2 separate regions of the Homo sapiens genome follow, and region 2 is linked to region 1. Evidence: read pairs that join two places in POLR2A ChIA-PET (ENCODE). Cell type or tissue: Panc1. All regions are shown on one strand. Each heading gives the region's core, and the rest is flanking DNA. Links, peaks and the distances in the headings are about the cores only.

Evidence for each region. Peaks named below come from ENCODE experiments on the same cell type or tissue, not always from the same donor. Only the 100,000 strongest peaks of a DNase experiment are listed, where the experiment ranks them.
Region 2: POLR2A ChIA-PET joins it to region 1 with 10 read pairs; 4 of 35 experiments call an interaction of 5 or more read pairs at or near these places.

Annotation. Positions count from the first base shown.
Region 1 is chr1:22,967,739-22,975,877 of GRCh38, forward strand. LACTBL1 (lactamase beta like 1) reads right to left here and starts at 5,128. Exons shown (of 8, transcript NM_001289974.2): 1 at 5,034-5,128; 2 at 4,567-4,693. The coding sequence starts at 4,578. In Panc1, for the core only: no CTCF peak of the experiment used is centred there; no DNase peak of the experiment used is centred there; H3K27me3 peaks cover 463 bases.
Region 2 is chr1:23,159,935-23,162,434 of GRCh38, forward strand. All of the region lies in intron 1 of LUZP1 (leucine zipper protein 1), which reads right to left. Among named protein-coding and RNA genes, the nearest start is that of LUZP1, 7.7 kb to the right of the region's middle. In Panc1, for the core only: no CTCF peak of the experiment used is centred there; no DNase peak of the experiment used is centred there; H3K27ac peaks cover 316 bases.

The DNA of each region.
Region 1 (8,139 bases), core at 2,225-4,724:
ATATTTTCTCATATATTTACATTTTTCAAATATGCTATGTCCTTGCTTATTTACTTTGTCTGTTCAGTTTCCCCATCCCATAAGGATTGTTGTTTGTTTTGTTTACTGAGGTATTCCCAGTACCCAAAGCAGTTCCTGGAACATAGCAGACCCTAATAAATATTTGTTAAATGCCTGACTGGATGAAAATAAAACATCCTAGGTGGAGTTGAAGTCCTCTGTGTACCTTTCATGGATCTCAGTCCCTTCCTGCTCTCCCCAAATGTAACACCCATGCTTGATCTTGGTGTTTATCATAATTATGCACGTGTTTATTCTTTTACTATGTGTTTATGTTTCCATAAACAGCATGTAGTATTGTTTTTTTTGAACGTAAATAAATGATTTCATACTGTATAATCCTCCTGCAACTTGCTTTTTATTCAGTTAGCTAACTACAATTCTGGGTTATTCATTTTGACTTCTGTGGAGTGTGTTGTTGTATAAACATACTGGGTAGTGTAGTAGTTAGAGCCCGGGGCCAGACTACCTTAAAAACGTGACTATTTCACAGTCCAGTTGGGAATCCTGTGCTAGAAGTGAAATTTCTGGGTAGCAAGGTACAGCCATCTTCAACTTAGCCACATACTATTCTGTTCCTCTCTAAAGTTGTCATTCCAATTTATGCTCGTCCCACCTTTGATTCTCATTGCTATTAATATTTCTAATCTGCATCTTCTTGGTGACTAATAATGTTGAATACCTTTTCATGTATTTATTGTATGTATTTGGGTTTGATTTTCTGCAGTTGGACTGTTCTCCCTTGCCTGGTCTTTTTCTATTCTCTTTTCTTTACTTATTAGAGTTCTTCATATACTCTTGTTTGTGGCTTGATTTTCACTCTGTGTTGATAACTTTTGTGGAGAGACAGAATAGTGTAGTGGTGAATCCATGGCCAGATTGCCTGATTTGCAATCTTAGCTCAGCCACTTACCACTGCGTGACCTTAAGAAAATCACTTAACCTCCCTGTGCTTCTGTTTCCTCACCTGTAAAATGGGGACGATAATAGTGCCTAACTCATAAATTTGTAAGGATTAGATGAGTTGATGTATAAAAATAACATTGTCTGACACATTGTAAGCCCTGTTAGCTATTACGGTATTTGGGGATTGTTTTGAGACAGTCTCACTCTGTCACCCAGGCTGGAGCGCAGTGATGTGATCAGTTTTTGCATTTTTTGTAGAGACAGGGTCTCACTATGTTGCTCAGGCTGGTCTCAAACTCCTGGGCTCAAGCAATCCTCCCACCTTGACTTCTGAAAGTGCTGGGATTACAGGCATGAATCACTGTGCCTGGCCAACTATTACAGTATTTTTGAATAGGAGGGCTTTTGGTTTTGATTTTGGTTGTTGCCAAATTTATCAGTATTGTCTTTTTGGTTTGCATTGTGTATATGGTGCGTGTGTGTGCTTAAGAAATCTTTCTTTTCACAGAGGTCAGAAATAGAGGTTTTTGTACTTTTACACACAAAAGAATTTTTGGTTATAGAATAAAGTAGGGATCCAATTTTATTTTTCCATTTGGATAATCAATAGTCCAGCACTATTTATTAAATACACCAACCTGTCCCCCACTGACTCATATGCCAACTCTGAAGTATATCAACAGTCTGTACATACTGACATCTGCCTTCTGGGCTCTGTTCCAGGAGAGTCTTGCTGAGTTTATGTTCCATCCCTCCCTGTCCAACCCTGCACTCTCTTCCACAACAAAGATCTCTCACATGTTGAGCACAGTGTGCCAGACGCTGTTCTACAGGAAACAATCTGGCAAGAGAGACTTTCTATGATCCGACTCCAGCGAACTCCGCCAGCCCATTCCCTGCCCCTCCCCTGCCCCCTGTGTCTTTATGCCCCCACCTCCCGCATCATTGCCCCTCTCTGTACTTTTGCACCTGCCATTCCTTGGGGCTGTGGTTTCCTTTTATCCTTTTCCATCAGAAAAACTGTGTTCTTCCCTTAACACCCATAGGCATCTGTGAAGCCTTCTCATTCTTCCCCAGGCAGAGCCGCTCATGGTAACTGGCTACTACTGGCTTCTTTGTCTGGGTCCCTACAAGGTAAGGATTCTCTCCAGCACCAGCAGAGAATTCCCTCCTGGCTCTTATGCCTTGGACACCTAGTACCCCACCTGGCACTAGCAGGTTCTCAGGAAATTCTTTTGAACTTTACATGGTTCTGCAAGTTGAAAGACTTGGGTTCAAATCTTAACTCCACTCCTGAGTCAGTTGTAACTCTGGACAAGTCTCTTCCCCTCTCTGAGCCTCTACTTCTCCAGGTGTTGAAGAGGGTTGGCTACTTGTAAAGAGTTTACTTTTACATCTGGAAATCTTGTGTGATTTCAAAAGTGTCTTTCAGCTGTAGAATCTAGGGTTCTCACTGAAATCATCTTTGGTCATAATATTCAAAGACTGGAAACAACCCAAATGCTCCTCAATTGGTGAGTAAATAGACAAACTATAGTACGTCTGTACAAGGGAATACTACTCAGCAATGTAAAGGAACGAGCTACTGATACATGCAATAATGTGGATGAACCTCAAAGCATGATGCTAAGTGAAATAAGCCAGACTAAATGGTTACAGACTATAGAATACAACTCATAGAACATTCTGGAAAAAGCAAAATGATAGGAACAGAAAACAACTCAATGGTTGTCTGGAGGTAGGGATGAGGTAGACTACAAAAGAGCAGAAGGGACTTTGGGGAGGTCATGGAACTGTGCTATATGTTTATCGTGGTGGTGGTTATGGGATTTTATACATTTGTTGAAAGTCATAGAACTCTGGGAGGCCGAGGCAGGAGGATCACTTGAGTCCAGGAGTTCAAGACCAGGCTGGGCAACATAGCAAGACTCTGCCTGTACAAAAAAATAGAAAAAAATTGCCAGGCATGCTGGCATGCACCTGTAGTCCCAGCTACTTGGAAGGCTGAGGTGTGAGGATTGCTTGAGCCCAGGAATTAGAGGCCGTAGTGAGCTATGATCATGCCACTGCACTCCAGCCTGGGCAACAGCGCAAGACCCTGTCTCAAAAAAAAAAAAAAAAAACAACTCTTAGAACTGCACAGATTTTATTTCATGTAAATGATACCTCAATTGTTATAAAATAAAGCAATTAAAGATCCCAAAAGCATTGGGATTCTCTACCTGTTGGAGGAGTAACCCCAGATACAAAGGAGTGAATGGAAGGCTCTCAGATATTGCCACTGGATCATATGGAAGATACTCCCCTCCTGGCATGAACACAGAGCTGCAGGGGCAGTGAGGACCCCTTGGTGGGAAGGCAGCCTGCTATCCCCTAACTGGCACCTAAGGTGTAACCAGCAGATCCTTAGCTTATTTTTAGGTGAAGAATAAAATTCAGAGGCATTAATTGACTTGCTGAGTCCATGGGCAGTGAATGGCAGAGCTGAGATTCAAGCTCTGTAAGATGCACCACCCCCCTCCTCCTCAAAATGCAGCTGGGATCTCTACACCCCCAATTTGTAGCCCTCCTCTGGGGCCTAGCCTCATCTCGTCTGTCTCCAATCTCAGGATTTATTCCAGCAGACCCGAAGATGGGTCAGTATTTAATCTCTAAGCTGCTTGCCAGCTGCTCACAGTTTGACTTGCAGTAGCCACTAGAAATCTCTTTCCTTTCCCTTCCCAGCTGGAAATTGCTGGCAGTAGGGGAGGGCCCAGGAAGAACCAGGCTCTCCCAAACCCCACCTATAACACGGCTCCACCACCCCCCAACCCCTGCTCCTTCTCAGGTGTTCTGTGCCCCAATCACCCTCACCTCCTTCCTCATGCTCACGGCCCACTCTGGGACAACTACTCTTTGTCCAGTTATTCATTCAGAAAACAATCCCCGAGGGCTTGCTGTGCTCTGGGCCACATCTGCCCCCAAGGAGCCAGAAGGACAGTGGCATAATCAGACACAAGGGCCTGGGGCCAGGGAAGTAGGACTTGACTCTGGCTCTGCCGTTACTAGTTCTGGACAAATGACCTCACCCTTTTGAGTCTCAGATTTCTCATCTGCATAATGCAGATAACAATTGTTCCTACATCTTATAGGGTTTAGTTGAGAATAAATAAGATAGTGCATGCAAAGCCCATAGAGAGCTGTTCACCAGTTGGTAGCTAGAGGTGTAATAAAGGGCTTCAGGGCTCACAGATACAGATGAGCTCAGCCTAGGGGGAGGGAGGAGGAGGAGAGAGTCATTGAACAGGTAGTTAGGAATGAGCTTGGGTCACTCCAGGCAGAGGCCTCTGGGGATGTAAAAAGGAAGAGGAGTTAGTTTCTGGTTTGTTTTGATAATTCAGTGAGTTTATGTAAAACATTTGAAACTGTTCCTGGCCTGCAGGTGCAAGCTCTAGAGATGATGATGATGATGATGATGATGATGATGATGATGATGATGATGATGATGAAGGTAACGTGGGGGGGATTTAGCCCAATATTTGAAGCCAGAAGGACGGTGGCATGGTCAGACATGTGTCAGAAGCTGACACATGGTGACAGCTTCTTGAGGCTGTGCCTCACCTGGGTCTTCATTCTCTCCAAGGCATGGAAGATTCTGGCTCTTTGAGGATTCAGGTCTACACCACAGGAGATCCCGTAAGCAGGAAACTGAGTCAGAGGAGTGAAGGCAAAAAGAGGTCCTGAGGGGCTGGAAAAAGAGGAGGGGGACAGAGAAAAGCTAGAAAACAAGGAGGGTAGACGAGGATGCGGGGGATCAAAGCAGCCCTCCTCTTCCCATGGCTCCCCCTCCCAGGTGAGAGAAACAGCAAGCTCAGAAACCCCTGCCAGGTGACCCGGCATCCCAGTTTGTCCAGGACTGTCTTGATTTTAGCACTGAAAGTCCTGCATTCCCAGAAACCCCTCAGTCCTAGGCAAATGGGACCATTGGTTACCCTGTGTGCCCCGCATTGAATTCCAGCTCCTCTTCCCCACCCCCAGCCTGCAGAGAACAATCTGGTCAGGCCCTCAGGCTCTTGGCCACAACTTACCCTCTCCAGAAGGTACCAGCAAGAACAGGGCAGTTAGGGCCCCAGTTTGGCTGACAGTGCCTCTGGGAGTCCCCTGTGTTCCAGAGGACAGGAATGGCTTCCTGGGCTCTGAGGCACAGGCTTTACCAAGCTCTCCAGGGGCTGGCAGATGTGGCGCCTAATTTCCCCGGTGCTAATCCCTCAGAGTGCCTGCTGCCATGGGGATTAGCTTCTGGGGTCCCCAAGCAGCGGGGAAGCGGGGGAGATCTGTCAGGGAGCATTGGGTAACATCATGTGACCCGAGTGCTCCAGGCTGGTGAAGAAAGGAACACTCTCTCCAAAAGGAGTGTCTGCCAAACCCAGTGTGGAAAAGGGATGTCAGGAGGCCACCAGGGTCATTTCCAGCTGGGAAGGGAAAGGAGAGAGATTTCCAGGCTTGGTCTGACCCCACACAAGCTCCTCAGGCACCTCTGAGGAAACTGGAGCACAAAGGAACCCAGTTTAAGGACCACTGGGGTCAGCCTAGTTGTGAAATATTCAGGTAACCTGGGTCCAAATCTTAGTCTGTCACTGCCAGTGTGAGCCTGTGTGACCAGGGATCATAACCTCTTTGCCTCACATCTATAAAATGGGGACAATAATACTAGCTTGGTTAGCGTGCAAGTTAAATGGAATGCGCTCTTGAAGCAGGCAGCCCAGAACCCGGCACCTAGTAAGTGCTCCATAAATTTTGGCTTCTTGTCATGGACTTGGCTTTTTTTTTTTTAAAGACAAGAACAGCTGAGCATGGTGGCTTATGCCTGTAATCCCAGCACTTTGGGAGGCCAAGGCAGGAGGATGGCTTGAACCTAGGCGTTCGACATCAGCCTGGGCTGAGACCTCGTCTCTACAAAAAATTTAAAAATGGCCAAGTGTGGTGGTGTTGCCCTGTAGTCCCAGCTACTCTGGAGGTTGAAGCTGAAGCATTGTTTGAGCCTGGGAGGTGAAGGCTGCAGTGAGCCGAGATAAGATTATGCCAGTGTGCTCCATCCTGGATGACAGAGTGAGACTCTGTCTAAAAAAAAAAAAAAAAAAAAAAGACAAAGTTGTGCTCTGTCACCTAGGCTGGAGTGCAGCGGTGCAATCAAAACTCACTGCAGCCTCCAACTCCTGGGCTCAAGCGACCCTCCTGCCTCAGCCTCCTGAGTATCTGAGACTACAAGCATGCACTACTATGCCCAGCTAATTATTATTTTTTAATTGCTTTTGGTACAGATGGGGGTCTCCCTTTTTTGCCCAGGCTAGTCTTAAACTCTTGGCCTCAAGTGATCCTCCCATCTCTGCCTCCCAAAGTGCTGGGATTATAAGTGTAAACCAAAAATAAAATTCTAAGGCCCCCAACCGTCTGAATGGACTTCCTCCTCAGCCAGCACATTCTTAAAATTTAACCTGAAAGACCGAAAGACTGGTTTAGGCCTTGACGGGGAGTAGGGGTCAAACGTGCCTCATCATACTTCTCCAGCATAACATCACATAACAAATAAGGAAAGAAATCAAAATAGTTTAACCCCAAATATATTTCCTTGTTATATCTTGAAATTGCCCTGCAAAGTTTGACTCTTGTGGGAAAAATCTACATTCTGTAGAGAATCCTCCTTTTCCTCTTCCATTTGCAGACCCAGGAGATAATCAACAGTCAGGAACCCTTTTAAGTCCCATAAGAAAACATTTTATAACCTATTCTCTCTGAAGCCTGCTAGCTATAAACTTCTTCTGCACAATAAAACTTTGGCCTCCCCAGTCTTTTATCTTAACCCAAACATTTCCTTTCTATTGATCTCAGGTCCTCAAACTCAACCAATTGTCAACTAGAACATTTTAAAATTTACCTATAGCCTGGAAGCCCCCATATCGAGTTGTCCCACCTTTCTAAACCAAACCAATGTACATCTTAAATGTATTTGACTGATGTCTCATGCCTCCCTAAAATGTATAAAATCAGCCAGGCGCGGTGGCTCACGTCTGTAATCCTAGCACTTTGGGAGGCCGAGGCGGGCAGATTGCCTGAGCTCAGGAGTTCAAGATCAGCCAGAGCAACATAACAAAACCCTGTCTCTACTGAAAATACAAAACATTACCCAGGCGTGGTAGTGTGCACCTGTAATCCCAGCTACTTGGGAGGCTAAGGCAGGAGAATCACTTGAACCTGGGAAGCGGAGGTTGCAGCGAGCTGAGATCATGCCAGTGCTGTCCAGCCTGGGCAACAGAGCAAGACTGTCTCAAAAACAAGACAAAACAAAAAAAAAGCTGCACCCCAACCACCTTGGGCACATAATCTCAGGACCTCCTGAGGGCTGTGTCATGGGCCATGGTCACTCATATTTACCTAATATTTCTCTTCAAGTATTTTATAGAGTTTGACTCTTTTTGTCGACATAGGTGTGAGCCACCACTCCCAGCCATGACCTGGCTTTTATGTCAAACTTCTACCTGGCCCCTATGGCAGATATCAGATCTCTCTCTGTGAACATTCTAGAAGATTTTCTATTGATTTTAGTTGATACAAAAGATAAAACATATATTCCTTCTCAACATTAGATGAGGTTGCACATTGGGGTTACTTGGAGAGCTCTTAAAAACCACTGGTGTCTGGGTCCCACTGCAGAGATCCCCAGAGGCGCAGCTTGGATGCCGCAGCCTTTGAAGACTCCTTGGTGATTCGACTGTGTGGCCAAGGTTGAGAATCAGTGCCCCAGATCAGTGTGTGTCCCACTTACTTGTGGGTAGGAGCATCCTAGCGATTGTGTTACATGGTAGGTTCTGAGCCAGTGAGTCGGGGTGGTATCTGAGAGCCTACATTTCTAACAAGCTCCTAGGTGATGCTGAGGCTGGTGTAAAGACCACACTTTGAGGAGCGAGGCTCCTCTGCAACTCACGGATCACACCAGCCTCCACCTCATTATTTCAACGGAGCCTTGAATTGCTATCTCCTTCTACTAATGCTCAGGATTGGGGATGGATGGAGGCAAGCCTTCTAGATCTTCTTCTGTAGCCCCCATAGCCAAAAATCTGAGTGATTTTGTCCAAACTTCACATTGTATGGCTGGCAAAAGAGGCTCACAGAGGGGAAATGACTCACCAAGGTCAC
Region 2 (2,500 bases), core at 1-2,500, 190 kb after region 1:
AAGATCACGCCACTGCACTCCAGCATGGGCAACAAGGGTAAAATTCCGTCTCAAAAAACAAAAACAAAAACAAACCAATTACTACATTACCCTGTAATATTCTGATGTAGTTTCATCAGAAAAGCCAAAATAATCACTGATTTAAAATACACAGTAGGTACCTCCTAAAAACTAATTTAAATTTACCACTTAATTTGAAATATGTACTGAGTTAAATCAACTAAGTTGCTACTAATTTAAATTTGCATTTAAATTGGCTTATAGAACATTCTTCTGCCTTTAACACAAGAGGAAGAGTAACTACTGAGAGAGCTTACCCATCAGACAAAGCAGCTTTAAGCAGATTTAATTGGCTCAAGATTTGCTTTGTTGACATCAAAATAAAATGTTAGTCAACAGAAAATTCAAATAAAGTACTACCTAGTGTCTTGTTTCTGTTAGTAATTCCAATCTGAGAACATTAAACAAGCACTGATAAAGCATTTTTTCTAAGAAGGAACTCTGCATAGTTAATTCTACACCAGTGACAAGTTCCAAAGGAGAATCTGCTTTGTGGCATTAGGACTGGACTCCTGTACTTTCACACCCTAATAGTCTCTATATCGCCGGAAGCAGTTGGTGCACTCCCGGCCTTTAGATTAGAGAAAATACTAAGCAGGATTCTAATAAAAAGAATCCAAGTTAATAAGCTTAAGAAATTAAAATTGCTACCTATACATAAATATCATTGGTCATCAAAAACTCTACTAAAGACCTACTATGTGCCAGTGAAAATAACTGAGGAGGGCATTAGCTAAAACAGCTTCTGATCGAGAAGCTTCCAGTCAAATTAGCTAATTAAGATATTAATAGAAGCTGGTCAAGTTAACCAAAAATATGAGGGGTACTGGCATAACAAGCTACAAGATTTCTGAGAAAATAAGAAGCTTTTGATACAACTAGGTAAAATAAGATATGTGATAGTGTGATTTTCCATGAACACAAGGTGGTACTGGCAATAAATGCTATAAAATTTTAGAGAAGAAAGATTAACTGTTGCAAAACCATGATAGACTTCAAAGAGGGAGAACTGAGCTCAGTCTTGAGGGGTGGAAAAGATTTAAATAGTTAAACAGCATAAGAGGAAAGGACAAAAGATAATGGGACCAAAGGTGCTGAATTGGGAATATGGCCATTAAATATTTATTAAATACCTACTCTATGTCAGTCACTGTGTTAGGCACTAGAGATACACTGGAGAACAAAACAGATGAGTTCTCTGCTTTCATGGAATCTAGCAGGGAAGACATAATAATCATGCACGCAGATATATAATCATAAATTGCAATAGGTGCTATGAAAGGAGGCAACAGAAGCCAGTAATAGGGAATAATGGGAAAGGACTAGCAAGACACGATGATGAGAAAAAGTATCCCTGATATTTATACATAAGCTCAGGCATGAAGGCAGCCATGCAAAGAGCAGGGAAAAGAAGTGTTCGAGGAAGACAGAGCCATGCATACAAAGGCCCTGAGGTAGGAAACAGCTCACTGAGTTTAAAAATAAATAAGGCCAGTGGCTCATGCCTGTAATCTCAGCTACTCTGGAGGCCAAAGGACAGCTTGAGGCCAGGAGTTTGAGACCAGCCTGAGCAATATTGTAAGACCCCATCTCTAAAAATTAAATAAAATAAGAATAAAAATAAGAAGTTAGCGTAACAGAGGCATAATGGGCAATGAGATTGGCATAAAATGCCAATTGCCTACCCGAAAAGTAGCCAGGAGACGGGCTATACAGGGCATTATAGGTCAAAATAAAGAACTGAAATGGCCAGGCACAGTGGCTCACGCCTGTAATCCCAGCACCTTGGGAGGCTGAGGTGAGTGGATCAAGAGGTCAGGAGTTCATGGCCAGCCTGGCCAACATAACATGGTGAAACTCCGTCTCTACTAAAAACACGAAAATTAGCCAGGCGTGGTGGTAGGCACCTTTAATCCCAGCTACTTGGGAGGCTGAGGCGGAGAACGGCTTGAACCCAGGAGGTGGAGGTTGCAGTGAGCTGAGATCGCGCCACTGCACTCCAGCCTGGGCGACAGAACGAGACTGTCTCAAAAAAAAAAAAAAAAAAAAAAAAAAGCTGAAATTTGAATTTTATTCCAAATCTAAAAACCACTAAAAATTTTTGCACGGTCACATTAGTGTTAAATAAAAGGAGCCAGACCACAAACAATATATACTATATGATTCAATTTTTACAAAAGTACAAAAAAAGAGCAAAATAATCTATGCTGTCAGAAGTCAGGATGGTGATTACCCTGGGTGGTAGAGGGGAGACAGGAACTGAAAGGGAACTGGATAGGGGCTTCTAGGTACTGGTAACGCTGTTTCTTGATCTAGATCTAGGTGCTGCTTACATGGGTATATTCAGTTTGTGGGAAAAAAACATCAAATTCCACTTTTACATGCATTTTTCTGTATATGTATTATATACTTCAATCATAAAGTTTTTAATAACGTAATA